Regions from separate parts of the Homo sapiens genome. Here region 2 is linked to region 1. A link is a loop called in an ENCODE intact Hi-C map of the cell type or tissue named here. Cell type or tissue: heart left ventricle. All regions are shown on one strand. Each heading gives the region's core, and the rest is flanking DNA. Links, peaks and the distances in the headings are about the cores only. Region 1 has its middle 14 kb from the start of SERPINH1. Region 2 has its middle 51 kb from the start of THAP12.

The links. A loop is a pair of places that touch in the nucleus more often than their neighbours do. Peaks named below come from ENCODE experiments on the same cell type or tissue, not always from the same donor. Only the 100,000 strongest peaks of a DNase experiment are listed, where the experiment ranks them.
Region 2: it touches region 1 in a loop (2.8-fold over the local background); 7 of 110 quality-filtered maps call a loop at or near these places.

Annotation. Positions count from the first base shown.
Region 1 is chr11:75,542,950-75,554,079 of GRCh38, forward strand. No RefSeq gene overlaps it. Among named protein-coding and RNA genes, the nearest start is that of SERPINH1, 14 kb to the right of the region's middle. RefSeq lists enhancers at 289-790, 10,072-11,130, 10,739-11,130. In heart left ventricle, for the core only: a CTCF peak has its summit at 4,776 (motif pointing right); a DNase peak (open chromatin) is centred at 4,822.
Region 2 is chr11:76,324,149-76,335,278 of GRCh38, forward strand. No RefSeq gene overlaps it. Among named protein-coding and RNA genes, the nearest start is that of THAP12, 51 kb to the right of the region's middle. In heart left ventricle, for the core only: no CTCF peak of the experiment used is centred there; a DNase peak (open chromatin) is centred at 5,664.

The DNA.
Region 1 (11,130 bases), core at 1,210-9,209:
CAAGTAAGACCTTGATTTGTCTTTACAATGGCCTCGAAAGACAGCAGCCCCCACGTTCATTTTGACTCTCCATTGTCCCCTGACTCTCTGTATATCCTGTGACCTCATGATAACAGAGTCCCTGCCTGCTGGTGAAATGGGAAAGCTTCCCTTGAGCCCCTTGCAGGGCGTGCGATGCGGGTATGACTTGCTTCTTCAGTGCCTCGCTTCTTTAACCTCTAGAGCAGGTTGTGGGGCTCCGGGCCCACAGCAGCGTCTAGGGGTGGATGATTACAGCTCCTGAAGCCCCAGCAGGCATGTGCTACTGTGTGCTTTTAGTTTTGCCGTCTATAGGCAGCTTGTGTTAACCAGCTCAATTAGACCCTCTACCTTGTTGCGAGGACAGAGGACTTTCTGTATCCCGGGTTCTTGCCTTGGTGTTCTGAAGAATCGGATCACACCTGAGCTCAGAGAATGAGTGCAAGGTTTTATGGAGTGGAGGTAGCTCTCAGCAGATGGGGGAGCCAGAAGGGACGGAGTGGGAAGGTTTTCCCCTGGAGTTGACCGCTCAGTGGCCTGGGCTCTTTTCCGACTGCCCCAGCCAAACTCCACCAGGTTCCCCCGGTTGATGGCCTGCCGGCCTGCTGGCTCTGTGGGTGTGCTCCTTCTGCCGGCATGCTCCAACGTCCTCTTGACACCCAGCTGCTCGTGTCTTCTTCTGCTGATGTGTTCTCCTCAACATCCAGCCACTTGTGTCTCTGCCTGCTAGGGTTTCGGGGTTTTTATAGGCACAGTATGGGGGGCGTAGCAGGCCAGGGTGGTCTTGGGAAATGCAACATTTGGGTGTGAAGTCAGGAGTGCCTATCCTCACCTAGGTCTATAGGCACAGGCCCTGGGGTGGAGCCCTAGCCAGGGGCCACTCCCACCTCTACCCAGCACTTCCCCGCCCACTTTCATATCACTGGGGCCTGAGGCGATCAGGCTGATCTGCTAGCGCTACTCATCCCTGCCTTCATCTAGGAACCGGGCAGGCATGGTGGAGCCCCAACACACTGCAGCATGAGGCCACTGCACTCAGAAAGGCTTGTGTCACATCCTAGCTCTTCTACCCTTCACCCATGTGACCTTGGCCCGGTGATTTCACCTTTTGAGACTTAGTCTTCTCATCTATAAAATGGGGATAATAATACCTGCCTCACAAGGCTATAGCAAGGATTAATGAGATCATACACCGTGAAGTTTGGCTCTGGACCTGGAATACAGTTAACACTTGATAAAGATTGTCATTGTTGTCACTGTATCACCACTCCTCTGTGCCAGGCAGCTCTCATGCTGGATACCAGGGACCCTGCGATACACCAGAGCCATTCAGGAACTCCTTAAGGAACTCAGAATCTGATGAGGAGATGTGCCACAAAGACAATTTAAACAAATAATAGATGATGGCTCACACCTGTAATCCCAGCACTTTGGGAGGCCGAGGTCGGAAGCTCTCCTGAGGCCAGGGGGTTCAAGACCAGACTGGTCAAGGTAGCAAGACCCCATCTCTATAAAAAAATAAAATAATAATAATAATTGTTTTAATGGGGGAGTGAACAAGGTAGGGTGGGAACACCGGGAGGAGGGGATTGCCACAGAGCAGTCAGGGAGGTTGTCCTGGAGGAGGCAGAGCTTGCGTGGGGGCTCACAGAGGATCACCTTTTGCCAGGTGAAGCTGGGGGCTAGTGGAATGAAGCATGTTGCAACTCCCTAAGTCTAGGATTCTCTAGTTGTGCACTTGAGGTGAAGATGAGGCTCTTCCTGTTGGCTGGAGTCTCAGCAGAGGCTCTAGAAGCTGAGGGGCCCAAGCACCTCACATCCTCCATGGGGAGTTAGACCATCTTGCAGCACAAGCAGAGGGTGCCCTCCCAGGCCTGCCCCACCAAGCCCACCCAACACCCACCCATGTTAAAGCCTTTTTTTGGAGAAAATTGTTATTTTGCTCTGAGCTTCCCTCCCTTCTTTAAACCAAGTGCGGAGGGCTTCAAGACGTTGGGGGACATGGGAACCTGAATTGTCCTCACATATCACAGAGTCTAAAGGCAGTGTGTGGTGGTGGAATGGGGAGAGCCAGGGCCACCCTGGGAATGGCTCATGCTGCCAGGCTAGGCAAAGGATATCTGATTTTTCCAGTGGACCGGATGAGGGCCTGTGGAGGGAGCTGGAGGCGGGTGGGGTGAGGACCTCCCAACAGAGGGTACTGCTGGAACTGATGTCTGAGGGGAGAGGTTGCAAACCAGAGGGGGCATTGTTCCTTTGGGTGGGGGTGGCAGGGGTGGGGGGGATCTAGATGAGAGGTCCCCAGGGGAGGAGGTTCACTGAAAAACCTCCTGGAGAATCCTGTGAGTTAGAGTAGAATTTGGACATCTACCATGTCTCAGAGGGTCCCCAGGCCAGGTTACAACTGTATCAGGCAAGGAGGGCCTGATCTGCTCTCTCTCCCACTCTATAGACAGATGGTCATGGAGATGCTGGGTGAGGTGGCTCACACCTGTAATCCCAGCATTTTGGGAGGCCAAGGCGGGTGGATCACCTGAGGTCAGGAGTTCGAGACCAGCCTGGTCAACATGGTGAAAACCTGTCTCTACTAAAAATACAAAAAATTAGCTGGGTGTGGTGGTGGGCACCTGTAATCCCAGCTTCTCAGGAGGCTGAGGCAGGAGAATCACTTGAACCCAGGAGTCGGAGGCTGCAGTGAGCTGAGATCGCGCCACTGCACTGAGGGAGACCAGAGGCAGTCGCTGCCCTCTCTGAGTCTCTAGTTTCTGAGGCAAGCCCACCCCCAGAGAAGAGTCTTATTCTACATTGGATGAGATTTTGCAGTTTTAATATTACTTTTTGGTTTTATTACTTTGAACTATACTTTAAAAAAATTAATGATGGACAATTTCAAACATACCCAAAATTAGAGAGATGAGTCTAATGACCCCATCACGTACCCATCATTCAGCCTCAGCAATAGTGGGTCATACCAATCCTGTTTCCTCTGTGCCCCAACCTACTTCTCCCAGTGTAATTTGGAATCAAATCTTCGAGAAAGAAAAGAATGACTTCCTCCTTGCTTCTGAAAAATTAAAAATAAGAAGAGCCACTGCCCTCCACTGTTTGATTAGAACACTAAGGTTAGGGCATAAACCCGAGATTAAAGCTGGCAGGATCCATGGAACCATCCCAAGGACGGTGGGGTTGGTATATGTGTCCTTCACCATCCAGCTCCCACCACTCTGAACAGTGCTCGGCACATAGTAAGTGCTCAACAGATCATTCTGGTGCTTCTCCTCCACTTGCTCCTCTGTAGCCTTCCCAGGCAGCGGCTTTTCCTCTGTCAGGCATGAGCTGGGGCGGATACTCAGCTCTTCATCCGAGGCTGCAGGCTGGTTCTGCCCACAGCAATCCCATCCCAGGCTTGGCCAAGAGGAGAATTACTTTGCAGAATACAAGACATAATGAGGAAAAGCATCTACTTCAGTGCTCTGTAATGGTAGCCACTGGTTATCATAAAAGCAGTGGTGGCCAGGCGTGGTGGCTCACGCCTGTAATCCTAGCACTTTGGGAGGCCGAGGCGGGTGGATCACTTGAGGTCAGGAGTTCGAGACCACCCTGGGCAACTGGTGAAACCCTGTCTCTATTAAAAATACAAAAATTAGCCGGGTGTTGTGGAACACACCTGTAATCCCAGCTACTTGGGAGGCTAAGGCAGGATAATTGGTTGAATCCAGGAGTTGGAGGTTGCAGTGAGCTGTGATTGCACCACTGTACTCCTGCCTGGGTGACAGAGGGAGACTGTCTCAAAAAAAAAATTAAAAAAATAAATAAAAGTGGGAAGGAGACATCCAGAGAAAAGTTTGGGGGCAGGAGGGTGGCATATGGGCAGACATTTTCGGAACTTCACCGTCCTGTGTGGAAGGTGGCATAGAAGGGGTGAGAACAGAGGCAGCAAGATAGTGAGGAGACAGGAGCCACAATCGGAGAAGGATGAAGGTTTGACCCACCTGGGAAGGGAACCCCCAGCACGTGGCAGAGGGAGGAGCTGAGAATCCTTAGAGGCACATCTCTAAGGTGCCAGAGGTCCCACTCCGCCTGCCTTTGAGCTCCGGATCCTGAATGCCCCCAGGGAGGCTTTGTAAAGATCCTTCCTAGGACTGGCTACATTTTGCAGGACCCATTGCCAAATGAAAATGCAGGGCTCCTAGTAAAAAAGATTACTAAGAATTTCAAGATGGCGACAGCAGAGTACTGAAATAAGAACAGGGTTCTTTGCACAGGGCTGCTGATACAGAAAGAGAACATAGGACATCCAGTTAAAGTTGAATTTCACATAAACAATGAATTTTTTATTTTTATTTTTTAGTTTGTCTGTCTTGTGCAATACTTGCAATAACATGTTTCTGTTGATCTGAAATTCAAATTTAACTGGGAATCCTGTATTGTACCTGGCAACTCCACCAGGTGGGTCCTGTTTCCTCCCTTAACTGGAGCTCCTGGGAGTGGTTCAGGCTTAGGGTTCTTCCAGGATAATGGTTTTCAAACTTCAGCCTGCATCAGAAACATCTGGAGGGCTTGGTAAAATCCAGATTGCTTCCCCCCAGCCAGAGTTTCTGATTCATGCCTAGAGTACAGCCCAAGAATTTTCATTTCTGACAGGTACCAAGGTGATGCTGATACAATTGGTCCTGGGACCACACTCTGAGAACCACTGCTGGGGTACATCACCCTAGGAAGCCCCTCAAAGAGATAGAAAATCATAGTGACCCAAAACGGACACCAGAGGGCAGAAGCGCCCACTGGTCAGGCTATAGGACCTGCCCACTGGCCTGGGGCTGGGCTTACACCTTTGCTGAACATTTGTTCTGTGCCTGACCACGTCCAGGGCCCTGGAGCAGACAAAGAAAGACGTGGGTCAGCATTAGTCTCTGCCCTGAGGGGCTCAGGGTGTGGAAAGGGAGACAGATGTACGAAGTGAGAATTACAATTGGTGCTGAGATGGGGGAAGCACAGGCTGTGGGAGCCCAGGGGAGGCTGGGGGTGGTCAGGGCCCGCTTCCTGTAGGAGCCTGAACAGAGGGTAGGAGCCATCCATACCGGGAGAAGGGGAGGAGGGGCTTTCTGGGCATAAGAATACACAAGTACAAGGGCGCACACTGGACAGTGCCAGGGACTGCTTGAGGAGGAGTGCAGAGGTAGAGGACAGAATCGGTGGGCGGGTAGCCTGGTGAGGCTGGGGCTTGGCAGATCCTGAGGGTCTCAGGGAGCCCCAGGAGGGTTTTAACTAGATGGTGTGTTAGAATGAAGAGTGTCTGGGAAGAGATACCAGAGGCAGGGAGGCCTAGTGAGCAGGAGGGTGCAGTGGTCAAGGGAGGAGGTGACCAGGGGATGCAAGGGTGGCCCAGTCTCTCTCATCTGTTCCTTCATTCCTCCATTCATTGCACGTGTGTATGGAGCAACTTCTCTGAGCCAGGCCCTGGGTTGGGTGCTGGCTGCCGGCTGCTGGGACTTGGCATTGATGAAGACAGTTCCTGGCTTATGTGGAGAGCTCACATTTTAACTGAGAAGACCACCATCCAACAGCCAACCTCACAGTGAGCCAGCTAGTTACAGTTGTGGTCCCTGAGGGATGGGTACCAGAGATATCAAGGGAGCCACATGGCAGGGTCTGGGCAGAGTTGGGGTTAGGGTGGGGGTAGGAGGCATCTCTCAAGAGAGACCCTGACCTGGGCATCCTGACCTAGCGAACAGATGCCTCATTCAGCCCTACCCTGGTGCCTCCGTGCCGCAGCCCAGAGCTAACAATATGGCCATTGACAGCTCCTGCCACTGCCTGAGGTCTAGCTTTGCTGCCCCCATCCATCCTTAGCCACACAATCCTGGCCTTCAGTGGGGAAGAAAGAGCAGGATTATACTCAGGTACTAGGGACTGGGCCCACCCCTCCACCAGAGTCAGCCTGGCCCCAGCCCAGGTGAGTGCCCAGCCAGGCACCTTCCTCAAATGTCCAGTGCTCTTGCTCTAAGCATGTGAAGAGTCCGGCAGCTAGAAGCAGAAGGATGCAGGAGATGACCTGAAATGCCAAGGGGATGCCGTAGACTCGCAGGGCTCCTGGACGCACACTGTAGAACATTTGTCCATAGAGATGGGATTGGCCTCACGAATGACATAGATGCAAATCAAGCTAACTGGAGCATTACTTCTAGAAGGCTGACCTTCTTGCTATTCCTAGAGCATGCCTAGTTCATTCTAACTGTGGGGCCTTTGCCCATGCAGCTCCCTCTGCTTGGGATCCCCTCCTCCCACCATAAAGGTCTCCCTCCTCCTTTGGTCGGAGGAAGAATGGCTCCCCAAAGACATCCATGTCCGAATTCCTGGAACCTGTGAGTGCATTACCTTGCATGGGACAAGGGACTTTGCACATGAGATTAAATTACAGATCTTGAGATAGGGAGACTTTACTGGTGGCCCAGTGTCATCAGGGAGGTCCATCTCAAGAGGGAGGCAGAGGGGTCAGAGTCAGAGAAACAGATGTGATGAGGGAAGGAGAAAGCAGAGAGAGAGGGAGATTGGCGCTGCCACACTGCTGGCTTTGAAGGTAGAGGCAGGGGCCACAAGTCAAGGAATGCGGGTGGCTTCTAGAAGCTGGAAAGAGCAAGGAAGCAGATTCATCCCCAGAGTCTTTAGAAGGAGTTGCTAGCCCATTTAAGTCTTCTGACCTCAAAACCATAAAAGAATAAATTTATATCATTTGAAGCCACTAAGTGTGTGGTACTAGATACAGCAGCCACCGGAAATGATTACAGCTTCTTATTCAGATTTCAGGCTGCCTGGTGTAAAGTAGTCTTACCCACAACACCTGTTTTCATTTCTTGCTAGCCCTCATTATTACTGGAAATGATCACATTTCTTTCTTAGTTTATTGCGTGTCTCCACTCGCCAGCACACCAGGCTCCTGGAGGGCAAAGATCTGGTTTTGCCCACTTTTTTATCCCAGTACCTAGAACAGTGCCTAGTAAATTGTGGGTTCTCAATAAATCTTTGCTACGTGAGACTGGGAACGGTAGCTCACGCCTATAATTCCAGCACTTTGGGAGGCTGAGGCAGGCAGATCACCTGAGGTCAGGAGTTCGAGACCATCCAGGCCAACATGGTGAAACCCTGTCTCTACTAAAAATACAAAAATTAGCCGGGCGTGGTGGTGCATACCTGGAATCCCAGCTACTTGGGAGGCTGAGGCAGGAGAATCGCTTGAACCCGGGAGCCAGAGGTTGCAGTGAGCCAAGATCCCAACCGCTGCACTCCAGAGTGAGACTGTGTCTCAACAACAACAAATCTTTGCTGGGCACGGTGGCTCACGCCTGTAATCCCAGCACTTTGGGAGGCTGAGGCGGATGGATCACGAGGTCAGGAGTTCAAGACCAGCCTGGCCAAGATGGTGAAACCCCATCTCTACTAAAAATACAAAAATTAGCTGGGTGTGGTGGTCAGCGCTTGTAATCCCAGCTACTCGGAAGGCTGAGAATTGCTTGAATCTGGGAGGCAGAGGTTGCAGTGAGCCGAGATCATGCCACTGCACTCCAGCCTGGGCGACAGAGCGAGACTCTATCTCAAAAAAAAACTTTGTTGCATGAAAGGAAGAATGAAGAAGTAAAGGACTTCCTCTGACTCTCTCTTATGTGCACTGAGGGCAGGGAAGGGGGGTGCCTTGGCTGGTGGAGGGAGGCCTCAGAACCATGAGAATGGAGTGAGGCCTGGAGGGCTGCAGAGATCTGTGGGAACTGCAGAATTTGGGCACATGCTGTCCAGTTTACAGGCCACTTCCAACCCAGGGTCTTTTTGTTGTTGTTGTTCCTCGGAACTACCTGGAAGAGGAAGACAGGCTTGAAAGGAACCATGGCTCTCACTTTGCAGGTGGGCATCTAGGTTCTGGATGGTGGTTTGAGGGTTAGGGAGACACTGCCTCTCCAGCAAGGGTCAGTGGGACCTGAGAGGGGCCTGAAGGCCCTGCCTGCTCCCCAGAGCCTTCCCGGCACCTCATGTGCCAGTTCTCCTTGGCACTTGGGCTGCCAGCCTTTGCCCCTGCTCTTCCCCCTGCCAGGGTGTCTTTCCTCTCCTTGCCTTCTTCCAGGGCTGGGACTAGGGTGAGACAAGTGAAAACTAAAAGGAGCACCAGAAATCTCAGTAATCAGGATTAATCATATTTTCATGTAATTATTGTTATTATTATTATTTTTGAGATGGAGTCTCACTTTGTCGCCCAGGCTAGAGTACAGTGGCGTGATCTTGGCTCACTGCAAGCTCCGCCTCCTGGGTTCATGCCATTCTCCTGCCTCAGCCTCCCCAGTAGCTGGGACTACAAACACCCGCCACCATGCCTGGCTAATTTTTTGTATTTTTAGTAGAGACGGGGTTTCGCCGTGTTAGCCAGGATGGTCTCTATCTCCTGACCTCATGATCTGCCCTCCTCGGCCTCCCAAAGTGCTGGGATTACAGGCATGAGCCACCATGCCCGGCCTCTTGTAATATTTTTTAAAAATCAAAACAAATGCAAAAAATCCATGATGAACAAAATATCACATTTTAAATAAGGACTTTTTTATTTTTCCTTTTGTCTCAGGCTCCAATATGGCTTGACACAGTCCATGCTACTAATCCTGTCTGAGACTGGCAATGTAATTTGTGAGGCCTTTTCTTCAAAAATTATTATTATTTGTTGCCCAGGCTGGAGTGCAGTGGTGTGACCTCGGCTCACTGCAACCTCCACTTCCTGGGTTCAAGCAATTCTCCTGCCTCAGCCTCCCGAATAGCTGGGATTACAGGCACATGCCACCATGCCCAGCTATTTTTTTGTATTTTTAGTAAAGATGGGGTTTCACCATGTTGGCCAGGCTGGTCTCGAACTCCTGACCTCAAATGATCCACCTGCCTCGGCCTCCCAAAGTGCTGGGATTACAGGCATGAGTTACCGCGCCCAGCCTCAAAAATTATTAAGAATTGCAGCGGCAATTAGCCGGGTGTGGTGGCGTGGCTCCTGTAATCCCAGCTACTCGGGAGGCTGAGGCAGGAGAATCGCTTGAACCCAGGAGTCGGAGGTTGCAGTGTGCATTCCAGCCTGGGCAACAGAGTGAGACTCTGTCTCAAAAAAAAAAAAAAATTGCAGCGGCTGGGTAGTGGCTCAAGCCTGTAATCCTGGCACTTAGAGAGGCCGACGTGGAAGGATCGCTTAAGCCCAGGAGTTCAAGACCAGCCTGGGCAATAGAGAGACCCTGTCACTACAAAAAATACAAAAATAAGGCCAGGCACGGTGGCTCATGCCTGTTATCCCAGCACTTTGGGAGGCTGAGGCAGGTGGATCACAAGGTCAGGAGATCGAGACCATCCTGGCTAACATGGTGAAACCCTGTCTCTACTAAAAATACACAAAAAAATTAGCCAGGCGTGGTGGCAGGCACCTGTAGTCCCAGCTACTGGGGAGGCTGAGGCAGGAGAATGGCATGAACCCGGGAGGCGGAGCTTGCAGTGAGCTGAGATCACGCCACTGCACTCCAGCCTGGGCGACTGAGCAAGACTCCGTCTCAAAAAAAAAAAAAATAAATAAAAAATAAAAATAAAAAAAGAATTGCAGAATGTCAGTAGTAACCATCAAATCACTTGGGAGGGTCTGTGAGACTGCACAGGCTGTACACCCATGAGGTTGGCCCTGATCCTGTTTTTATTTAAAATTGTGATATTTTGTTACTCATAGAATTTTTGCATTGATTTAGATTTTTTGAAATATTGCATGAAACATGATTTACTTTGATGACTGAGGTTTTCGGTGCTCTCATTAATTGTGCCCCCAAGGCAAGTGCCTCACTTGCCTCACCCTATTCCCAGTCTTCTCTGCTTGGTGTGCACTTCTCAACCTTAGGTAGCCTCCTCCAAGAAGTCTTCCCTGACCCCTGATCCCACACTGGATTGGTACTTCTGGGCTCCTTCTGGCTGGGCTACAGTCCCAGAGCTCCTCTGCTTCCTCCCCTCCGTCCCATTCCTGAGCACCTGGTGTGAGTCCCATTGTTTAAGGGAGTAGATTTGGTTTGCTTCTGTGTTCCAGAAGAGGGCCTGGCTCGGAACAGTTGCTCAGGAAAAGTGGGTTTTGAGAGAAAATGAGTGGTCTGCCAGTGCTTGGAATTTTATGTCAACACGATGTCTTTGGGTCAAGCCCTTCTGTCTCCAGAAGTTCCTTGGTAAAACCTCTATGGGGTAATCCTTGGGCAAGACTCTATCTCTGAAAATGCCCAGTGGTGGCAGAGCCAGCTCTGTGGGCACTAGACCTCCTCATCCCCCGCCCCACCACCCATGGGCACCATGGCAGAGCCAGCCTCACCTTAGGTGGCAGGGCAGAAACCTGGCATGGGTGTGGGGCTGGGCCAGTCCTGTGGACCTGTGATGCTGGCCTGTTGTTGACCCGCTTGCTCCTGCACAAACCGTGCCAAGCTCCATCTTCAGGCCAAGCCCTGTAGTTCCTCACCTCAGGGACTCACAGCCTTGCTCCAATAACCTGGGTCCCTGCCTTGTTCGGGGGACCAGACTTGGTGTCTAGATTTGTGTCCGGGACAGAACCTTTCTAGTACTCAGCACCACCATCGTTAGTCTTCTAGGTACCCTGTGTCAGGGAGCTGGAGGAAGATGCCTATGAATTCCTGAGCCTCAGCATATGCTCTGATCAGTCCTTTACCCCAACTATGTCCCAGGACTCCCTCAAGCCTGGCCAGTGTTTATCCAGCTCTCCCTTCTTCATTGTTCTAACAATTTAAAGCCTCTGCCTGGGGCCTGGGCAGGGTTAACAAAGTAATCAACTTTAGGCAGTGCCCAAAATGTGAGTGGCTCCCAGAGTCCTTGGCGACACTGACGCCAGCACAAACCTTCTGACACCCTTGCAGGTATGGCCCAGTGGCTGCTGTGGACAGAATCCCAGGCCCCAAGCAAGGAGAGCTAGCTTCAAACCCAGCTCTATAATCTCTGCTTGTTTGGGGCTCAGTTTCATCATCTGCAAAATGGGGAGAAAATGCCTACCTCATAGCAGGGTGATGGGAATTAATGGAAAATGCAGGAGCTCCTGGCACACCACAGGCACTGGGAAATGCT
Region 2 (11,130 bases), core at 2,191-10,190, 780 kb after region 1:
ATAATGTCTATAAAGTACTGTAATGTCTATCACTCAGTTGGCCTAACTTGAATAAAACAAATACAAGCTGGGCAGTCTGAGGAAGGCATCGCAAGGAGTGGCTTTTGACCTGGGCTTTTAGAGCCAGGAGTCTTAATAGGTAAAGAACTGGTGGGGAAGGGCCCCTCTAGGCCCTTTTCCATATTCTGGTTACAGTCTCTGTTAATGTTTATAACTTTAAACAGAGACTTCCTGCTCTGAAATGTGTTGTTACTGCCCATTTAAAAATTGAACTAGAATAAAGATAGCAAGCGGAACTCGCACTATGGTCTTCCCTGAAACCAACTAAAACAACACTAAAGGGATTTATCATAATATTGGAAACCAGACACAGCCAACAAAGAATGGTAATTGATTAAATCCTAAAAGGCAATAAAGAAAGTTGAAAATCAGCCCAATTTACACTGTTAAACCCCCAAATGGTTCAGGAGTTGGTTGTACCAGGTACCTCTGGAAAGTGGGTGGGTCGGAGGTGGGCGGGGTGGAGGCTAAAAACAGAAAGATTGCTTGGAAAACAATCAGACTTCCAGATACTCTCTCTCCTGGCAAAATACTAATACTCCAGACAGGATACACAGAATGCTTCAGGCAGGAGATTGGAGGAGCTTTTCTTTTGACTAGCACAAAATAAAAGACATGGAATGGCCCAATCATGTGCACAGCCCCAATCATGTTCAGAGGGTATCAAATCTGTTTTAGTGTCTCATTCTTAAATATGAGCAGACAGCAAAGGATGAGTAAGCATTTGAGAAAAGCCTCTAATTAAAAAAGAAGTCAAAAGAATAGGGGGAAACAACAAAGGAACTTAGAAGCTGGCAACTTTGCAAAAAGCTGAAAACTTAAAACTATAATTAACATCCTAAGAAATAAGATATTGCTGCAAAATGGGGAAATGTCTCCAAAATTCTGAAGAAAGTTATATTTCCATCCCAGAAAGTTATATTTCCACCCAGCCAACTGATGATCAAGGGTGAAGAGAGAATACATTTCTAGTCATGTGAATTATCTTTGCATGTTTCCTGAGGAAGCTTCTGGAGGATGTGCTTCAACAGAAGTGAGGGAGTTAACCAAGAAAGAGGAAAACATGGCATCCAAGGAAAAGAAAATGTAACAAAGGATAGGGGCAAAGGAATCCCCAGGCCATTCTATTCTATTGTGCAATAGAAGACAATTCATCCTAATGGGACATGGTGGAAGACTCTGGGAGGGACTTCTTCAGGAAGATGAAATCAGTAGACTAGCCAATGCATTTAAACATATTGAAAGGAGATATGCATAACCACAATTGTTATGCAGGGAAGGAAAAATAATTATAGAATACTACACGGCCCAGTTGTCAATAGCATTTACGTAGCCTAATAATGAAAACATGAATACTGTTCCAATCAAACTTGTGATACTAGGTGGAAGTAGGGAGACACAAAATGTACATGTGAGTGTGGAGAAAGTAAGGGGAAAGAGAGAGAGAAAGAGAAAGAAACTGAAAAATCAAGAAGTAGTAGTATAAGCAAATAATTTAGAGTCAAAAGCAGTGACACAGAGAGACTGCTCAATAAAATATTTGCTGAATGCATGAATGGTCAACACCTAGTGAGGGCCAGGCACATATTTATTGAGCATAATAGTACTTAAGACTTACTGAACAGAAAGGGTCTTCTTCCTTAGAATCACCTTGGTCTGTGTTTGGGTACAAAGCAAGTCCTTGACAAATGTGCATTGCCTTGGTTGAGCGGATGTGGCCTCCTGGATTCCCAGCCTGTTGTGTGATTTTGAACAACTTTCATAGCCTTTCACAAAGGTGCCAGGGTTTCTCCATTATCAATAGGGAAAAAAACGGTCAGAGGATGCTTCCTGGGTCTCAGAGCTGTGACTTGAGAATTGAGTGGGGGAGAGGGGATGGCAATGGTGATGCACAACATGCACCTGAGGATTCCTAGGTGTCCGGAAGACCTGCCCCTGGGGTGGGTGGGTGGAAGGGAAAAGTAATGGCTGATGAAAAGAGGCTGCGAGAGAGGCCTGAATGGGAGGAATGATTCATCCTCCAGCATCTCCCATCCAAAGCCACTCCTCCTCACTGCCCCTTGGCTCTGGCATCAAGCAGCCAACTCTGCTGAATCTGGAGGGGATGTTTTGGCCGGATTCTTCCTATCTCTTGAGATGGGGTGAAGTGGGCCCCTGGCCCACGTCTGCTTCCCTCTGGTTGGTGTGTCACAGAAGATAATGGCTCCAAGGGCTCCAGCAGCACTGCGTGGAACATTATTAGATCGGCTAGCCCAGAACATCTCCAAATTCTAGATTTTACCAACTGGTAAAATTTAAATGAAGAGGAGGTGACCAGCGTAAAGTTACCAGCTTTTTTAGTTTGCTAAAAAAACCAAAACAAACAAACAAAACAAAACAAACAAACAAAAAACATTAGAAAAAGAACTATCATGATGTTCTGTGGTTCCATGGTGTGTTCACTTAGTGGTAAGGCATCAAGCTGTACATTTAGGAGTCTGATTATTCTGAATACATATTAGACTTTGTGAAAAGTTTACTCGAAAAATATCATGTACTAGGCTGGGCGTGGTGGCTTACCCCTGTAATCCCAGCACTTTGGGAGGCCAAGGTGGGCAGATCAGCCAGAAGTTCAAGGTCAGGAGTTTGAGACCAGCCTGGCCATCTTTACTAAAACTACAAAAATTAGCCAGGCATGATGGTAGGTGCCTGTAATCCCAGCTACTCAGGAGGCTGAGGCCAGAGAATTGCTTGAGCCCAGGAGGCAGAAGTTGCAGTGAGCCGAGATCGCACCACTGCACTCCAGCCTGGGAGACAGAGCAAGACTCCATCCTCCATCTCAAAAAATTTTAAAAAAAGAAAAAAAGAAAAACTGTCGTGTACTATTGCACCACTACTTCATCTAAAATAAATTTTTGATGCCCAAAATGGGAAAAGCGTAATCTCAATAGAGTCCAGTTTGTCCTTATGAAAAGGCAGTGAACAGTGAATGGTAGGTGAAATTACAATAGTATGCTTTACATGTGTGATAGTAACATTCTAGGGGAGAAAGCCAAAAGTGTCATTTCACAATATCACTCACACATTGGTTTTTGTCAATTGAGGGATTCAGATGTGAAGTGGAATCCTATATCTAGCTTGTTCTTAAGCTTTATCATAGTTGTTGAGAAAAATCCAGTTTCACTCGGTTATCTTAAGGGAAGTGGAAGCCACACCCAGTGTAGTTCCACTGAATTTCTAATGTTCTCTGACTTCTGAGAGAGGCTGAGAACAAAGACAGCAGCTGCCAGCCCCTGCTCTCCCTACCACTGGAAAGGCCAGAGGCCAGGTGAGGGGGACTCACAGCCATTGGGCACCCTGATCACCAGGCACAGAATAGTCAGATCTTTATTTGAAAGGGATGCTATAGACCAAGACGACCCTGGCCAGTCCATCTGTAAGCACTTAGGGACCTTCTGTCAGTCTCCCTTTTATGAGAACTGAGGTCCGGAGTGAGGAGGTGATACATTCAAAGACACACAGCAAGTTAGTGAAGAGCTGGAGCTAGAACCTGGCCTGCCAGCCCTGTGTTCTCCCCATGCACCCTGGCTCAGGAGCTCCTGGTGGCCACCCTCCTTGACCTTGAAAACTGCTCACTGCCATGTTGGAGGTAAACTCTTCAGAGCTCCGGCTCTGGTGGCCAGAGCTGGGCTGGTGCTGGGCTGCAGGGAATCGAGTTACCTAGTTGGAGAGGATCCCTCAGGAGCCAGCCTCTCTCCAGTTGGCAAGAGGACAACTTGGCGAGGCTGGGCTCATAGAAGATGCCAGAGCTGCTACAATGGAGGGCTTCAACCATCCAACACCTCCTTCAGGGCTGCTGTCACCAAACCCAAGCTGACACCCTGGCTCTGGGCAGAGGCTGGCGGGTGTGGGTGGAGGAGGGAAGGTTGTTAGGAAGGCTCTGCCAGGCGGAGGGAGGGGGTTGGCTTCTGCAAAATGGGCCTCTTTCCCGCCTGGTGGGCTTTGCTCACTCTTGCCTCCTCGCTGCTTCTCTCTCCTCATGGACACGCCCAGTTTCCTCCGATTGCACAAAGCCTCTTTGATGAATGATGCCACAAAGAGGCTGCTTCAGGGGACCCAGGGTTTGGCCCACTCTTTGGGCCTTCCCACCCAATCTGTGAAATGGCCAATTGTGAGTATATGAATATACTCAGCTCTGACAGGGAACCTTTCAGAGGAGCACCATGGTTAAGGAGCTCCCAAATGAGGGCATGGGCCCATAGCAGCCCAGGTGGCCCCATTCCTACCCTGAGTGGAGGGGTAGGGACCCTTAATTTCTGTAACACAAGTCAGAGACACTCAAAGCAGGAAGAAGTCTGGTCAACCATATGTTTCAGGTGCCTTGAAAGTCTCAATATTTGTTGAATGGGCGAATGAATAAAGTTCAGCTTAAGACTTTTTTTTTTTTTTGAGACAGAGTCTCACTCTGTCACCCAGACTGGAGTGCAGTGGCGCGATCTCGGCTCGCTGCAACCTCCACCTCCTGGGTTTAAGCGATTCTCCTGCCTCAACCTCCAGAGTAGCTGGGACTATAGGCACACGCCACCATGCCCTGCTAATTTTTGTATTTTTGGTAGAGACGGGGGTTTCACCATGTTGGCCAGGCTGGTCTCGAACTCCTGACCTCAGGTGATCCACCTGCCTCAGCCTCCCAAAGTGCTGGGATTACAGGTGTGAGCCACCATGCCTGGCCAAGACTATTTTAAAGAAAGATGCCACTGCTGAACAGTAAAATCAAAGACCTCATTTAACAGCCCTCATCTGACAGAAGAGAAACATGCCCGGTGAAGGGCCCTTCTTGCTGACATTTCCAAGTAACACAAGGGACCAGGCAGGCGTCCCAAGCCCAGGTGTCTGATGGCTGCTCTTCTGCTGAGTGAGAGTCCCCCAGGACCCCGCTCCAGGGCCTGGGCTCACTACTCCATAAGCAGCCCCACTGCTTGCCGGCAGATCTGCAGCTTCCGCAGACACTTCCAGCTTTCAGTTCCTTGAACATTCCTGTCATTCCTTGGGCAAACCCACTCTACTCCACATTTCTTTGAACTTCCCCGACTTCCCTGACCCTCTGCGACTAGCTGTGTGACCCTGGGCAAGTTGCTCAACTTCTGCAAGCTTGAGCCTCCACATCATGAAAGCGAGAGAAGCATTACTGACCCCGAAGGGCTGCTGTGAGGCCCACAGCTCCAGCTGAGAAAGTGCATGATAAAGTCAACATGATGGGACCTTCACTCTGTGCCAGACATGTGCAAGACAGGGTTATGTCCTGCACAAAGCAGTGTAGGGGTTAAGCACAGATTAGATTCACAGGTGGGGCCAACCTGAGTTAGAATTCTAGCCCTACCACTGACTCACTGTGTAAACCTGGGCGAGTCCCCTTAGCCTTTCTAGGACTCTCTTTTCTTGTCTGTAAAATGGAGACAATAATACCTACTGTTGCTTAAAGGATGAAAAGGGAACCCCATAAACGAAGTGCCCTGCCCAATGCCCAGCATACAGCAGGTGCTCAGTGAAGGGCCACCTCCACGCACCTCCTTCTCCATGAAGTCCCCAGCAGGCTGGTCCTGCAGGTCCCCCAGTGATCTAGAGTCCCAAGTGTGAGCACTGGCCCCTGCTGCTTTGTAAGTCCTCTGCCCAAAGCTGTGGAGTCCTACTTGGGTCTAACTGGGAACACCAAAGTAAAGAGGAATGAGGGGGCCCCAGGATGGAGAGTTTGGAGTGGGGCTGCTGTGTAGGATGGCAGCCAGCAGGCCTGGCCCTGAACCCCAGGGCCACCACCTTTTTAAATCAGATCCTTCCCTCCAAGCAAGCAAACAATCTGGCTCTGGCGGAGGCCCTGGTCAAGCACAGCAGAACCTTTGTGAGCTCTTGACTCTCCCCCTGCCTCCCCACTTCATCCTTGTCATCGCCTGCAGGGAGCTCTGGGGGTGGTGCTTTGGGCAGGGGAGCAGCTGGTAGGCTGCTGGCTTAGCCTGATGTTAAAGGCCTGAGGGGCTGGTCTCACCCTCTAGCCACATCTCCCTCCAGCCCCCTCCTCCCCTCCCAGGCTGCCGCTTGGTCTTTGCAGGCATAGTTGTCTCTCCCTTTGATACTCTGGAGAGGTAGAACTGAAGTGGAGGCTAGGGCTGTGGAAGGGCAGGGAGAGGTCTTCGTTGCAAGAGAGGCCAGACTTGTCCTCACGCCCTTTGCTGTTCCTGGTGCGGAGCAATGCTTCACCTCCGCCCTGGCCAATTCTAAACCCTCAGACCCTAGTTTAAGTCTGTTGGCAGGGTAGCTGCAGCCCTGAGAGGTACTTTGCTCCTCCATACAAAGAGGTGAAACTCTCTAGACCCTCACAGGGCAGCTTTCTGTGCACCTCAGAGACTTGACGAGACTCCTGGGACTCCTGTCCTTGCCTTTCATGTGTGGCCATACCAGGTGCTTCATCACCACTCAGTAGAGCTTAGGCTCCAAGAACCTGCACTCTGAAACCTCTGTCTCTCCAAGATCTAACCTTGTACGAGTTATTGCTCAGAATCCTCCCGCTGCAGCCCGGACCCCTGGGTAGTCCCTCTTCATTCTTCAGGTCCAGCTGGGGAGGTGTCCCTGTAACACCTGCGCTTAGTACTGCCCTGCTTACCCATCACTGCCATGATGGCAGAGCCTCCGCCCGCCTCACTCACCGCTGGACCCCAGTGCCTGGGACAGGGCTGGGAACAAGGTAGGGGATCCAGAAACAAGTATTGTCTGCCTGGCCAAGGTCCCCCATCCCCTTCACTGTCAGCACCTGGACCCACCTTCCCTTCACTGACAAGGTGAGCATTATTACATGAAAAAAAAAAAAAAAAAAAGTCAGTCAAGTAACAAATGGAGAAAACATTTGGATGCAAGACACAAAATGCTAATTCCCCCTTGTTTTTGTAAAGCAATAAGAAAAATACTTTTGCTCATATTTTTTGTTTTTTTTGGAGACAGGGTCTCACTCTGTTGCTCAGGCTGGAGTGCAGTGGCATGATCACAGTTCATTGCAGCTTCAACCTTCCAGGCTCAGGTGATCCTCCCACCTCAGCCTCCTGAGTAGCCAGGACTACAGGCACGCACCACCACACCTGGCTAATTTTTTTTTTTTTTTTTTTTTGAGACAGAGTCTGTCGCCCAGGCTGGAGTGCAGTGTTGCGATCTCGGCTCACTGCAAGCTCCGCCTCCTGGGTTCACACCATTCTCCTGCCTCAGCCTCCCAAGTAGCTGGGACTACAGGCTCCCGCCACCATGCCCCGCTAATTTTTTGTATTTTTAGCAGAGACGGGGTTTCACCGTGTTAGCCAGGATGGTCTCGATCTCCTGGCCTTGTGATCCACCCACCTCAGCCTCCCAAAGTGCTGAGATTACAGGTGTGAGCCACCGCACCCAGCCATGCCTGGCTAATTTTTAAACTTTTTGTAGAGATAGGATCTCGCTATGTTGCCCAGGCTTATCTCGAACTTCTGGGCTCAAGTGATCCACCCACCGTGGCCTCCCAAAGTGCTGGGTTTACAGGCGTGAGCCGCCACACCTGGCCCATATTCTTTATCAAATTGAAAAAAACATTTTACAGAAAAGAGGAAACACACACATGATATATATATATACACACACATATAAATATATGTATATAATTTTTTTTTTGAGACAGGGTCTCACTTTGTCACCCAGGCTGGAGTGCAGTGGAACAATCATGACTAATTGAAGCTTTGACTTTCCAGATTCAAGCAATCCTCCTGCCTCAGCCTCCCTAGTAGCTGGGACTACAGGCATGTGCTACCACACCGGGTAGTTATTTTATTTTATTTTATTTTATTTTTGAGATGGAGTTTCGCTCTTGTCACTCAGGCTAGAGTGCAGTGACACAATCTCGGCTCACTGAAACCTCCACCTCCTGGGTTCAAGCGATTCTCCTGCCTCAGCCTCCTGAGTTGCTGGGATTACAGGTGCCCGCCACTACATCTGGCTAATTTTTGTATTTTTAGTAGGGACGGAGTTTTGCCATGTTGGCCAGGCTGGTCTTGAACTCCTGACCTCAAGTGATCCTCCTGCCTCCGCCTCCCAGAATGCTGGGATTACAGGCGTGAGCCACCACACCCCGCCTGGGTAGTAGTTTTAGTAGAGATAGCAGTCTCACCATGTTACCCAGCTGGTCTTGAACTCCTGGGCTCAAATTATCCTCCTGTCTCAGCCTCCTAAATTGCTGGGATTACAAGTGTGAGCCACCACACATGGCCCAACACTTTTATGTGTTTAAAAAGATGCTTAGTTAACTTCACTTATAATAAAAGAAAAATTAACTAAAATCGGTGAAATGTGCTTTTTGAGCTATGTCTCTCAGATTGGCTTAGACCAAATGGGCTATTTATGAGAGATCTACTTACATGTTTGCAGTAATGGGGAAAGATATTTGTTGCAGCATTGTTTAAAGCAGAGGTCAGCAACCTTTTTCTGTAAAGGATAGACAGTAACTATTTTAGGCTTGAGGACTATACAGTCTCTTGAACTCCTGGGCTCAAGTGATCTACCTGCCTCAGCCTCCCAAAGTGCTGGAATTACAGGCGTTGAGCCACCATACCCAGACTATATGGTCTCATTGTAGCTAATCCACAATGCTGCTGCAGCTCAAACGCAGTCATAAACAAACGTAAACGGATGGGTATGCCTGTGTTCCAATAAAATCTTATTTACAAATGTTGAAACTTAAATTTTGTATACTTTTCATGTGTCACAAAATATTATTTTTTCAAAATCATTTACAGGCTGCTTGTGGTGGCTCATGCCTATAATCCCAGCACTTTGGGATGCTGAGGCAGGAGGATCACTTGAGGCCAGCAGTTTGAGACCAGCCTGGCCAACATGGTGGAACCCCGTCTATACCAAAAATACAAAACTTAACTGGGTTTGGTGGCACATGCCTGTAGTCCCAGCTACTCGGGAGGCTGAGGCATGATAATCACTTGAACCTGGGAAGTGGAGGTTGCAGTGAGCTGAGATTGTGCCACCGTATTCCAGCCTGGGCAACAGAGCCAAATTGTCTCAAACAAATAAACAAACAAACAAAAAAACCCATTTATAAACATAAAAAATTCATAGCTTAAGGTACATAAAAAACAAGAGCTGAGCTGGATCTGGTCAGGAATCCATAGATTGCCAACCCTGGTTTAGATTAACAGAAGACTAGAAACTATCTCAATGCCCCTCACTGGAAGAATGGCTAAATGCACTATGATATATCCTTAGGACCCCTGGATAGTTCCTCCTCATTCCTCAGGTCCAGCCAAAGGAGGTGTCCCCATGACACCATTGCTGAACACTGCCTTGCACCTAAGCCCTTAAAATACCTGCAGTAGAGATGTGTTTATCAGCTGCCTCCACCTGCATTTTGAAAAGAAAACACACCCATACATCCTTGTGTAGCCTGGAACTTGGGAGGATACAGAAGGGAGACAAATGACCACCTTTGGAGAAGGAAACTGGAGACTGAAGGAGCCAAGGGTGGGAGGAAAACGCTTCAAAGTGCACCCTAGTGCACTGTTTGGAATATATTAATACCATAAGCCCATGGTAGCTTTTTCAAAAAACAGTCAATCAGCTGGGCACGGTGGCTCACACCTGTAATCCCAGCACTTTGGGAAGCCGAGGCGGGCAGATCACCTGAGGTCAGGAGTTCAAGACCAGCCTGGCCAACATGGCCAAATCCCGTCTCTACTAAAAATACAAAAATTAGCCAGGTGTGGCGGCACGCTACTCGGGAGGCTGAGGCAGGGGAATTGGCTGAACCTGGGAGGTAAAGGTTGCAGTGAGCCGAGATCGTGCTACTGCACTCCAGCCTAGGCAACAGGGTAAGGCTCTGTCTCAAACAAACAACCAGTCAATTCCCCACTCCCTCAAATAAAGACGTTCCATGACACAAAAGGATTTTTGGTGAAATAAGTTTGGTACATGCAGGGTTAAGTGATGTTCAAGTGTCTTTGCTGCATAGGTTTGGGGTGGGGTGGCCTTTAACATGCTGCTGGGTCTGGTGAACCCATCTGAGGCCTGGTGCTCTCTACGCTTGCTGCTGGGACCATTTTTCCAGTCCATCTGATGTGGTTTGGCTCTGTGTCCCCACCCAAATCTCATGCTGAATTGTAATCCCCAGTGCTGGAGGAGGGGCCTAGTGGGAGGTGATTGAATCACGGGGGTGGTGGTTGTGAACAAAATGCTGATAGTGATATGGACAATGAAGTCCAGGCTAAAGAGGTCTCAGATGGAGATGAGAAACTTATTGGGAACTGGTGTAAACGTCACTCTTGCTATGCTTTAGCAAAGAGACTGGCAGCATTATGCCCCTGTGCTCTAGGGATTTCTTGAACTTTGAACTTGAGAGAGATGATCTGGGGTATCTGGTGGAAGAAATTTCTAAGCAGCAAAGCATTCATGATGTGGCCTCACTGCTTCTAAAAGCCTACACTCACCTGCATAAACAAAGAAATGACTTGAAATTGGAACTTATATTTAAAAGGGAAGCAAAGCACAAAGATGTGGACAATTTGCAGCCTGGCCATGTGGTAGAAAAGGAAAACACATTTTCGGGGAAGGAATTCAAGCTGGCTTCAGAAATTTGCATAAGAGGAGCTTTACTTATTAAATACTTAATTACATTAAAGCATGTTAATAGCCAAGGCAATGGGGAAAATGCGTCCATAGCATTGCAGAGATCTTTGCGGCAGCCCTTCCCATCACAGGCCTGGAGGCCTAGGAGGGAAGAATGGTTTCACTGGCTGGGCCCAGGGCCCTGCTGTCTTGCGCAACCTTGGGACACTGCTCCCTGCGTCCCAGCCATGCCTAACAGGGGCCAAGCTGTATCTCAGGCTACTGTTCAAAAAGTGCAAGCAAGTCTTGGCAGCTTCCTGTGGGTGCACAGAGAGCAAGAGCTGAGGCTTGGGAGCCTCCACCTAGATTTCAGAGGATATATGAAAACACCTGGATGTCCAGGCAGAAGTCTGCTGCAGGGGTGGAGCCCTCATGGAGAACCTGTACTAGGGCACTGTGGAGGAGAAATGTGGGGCT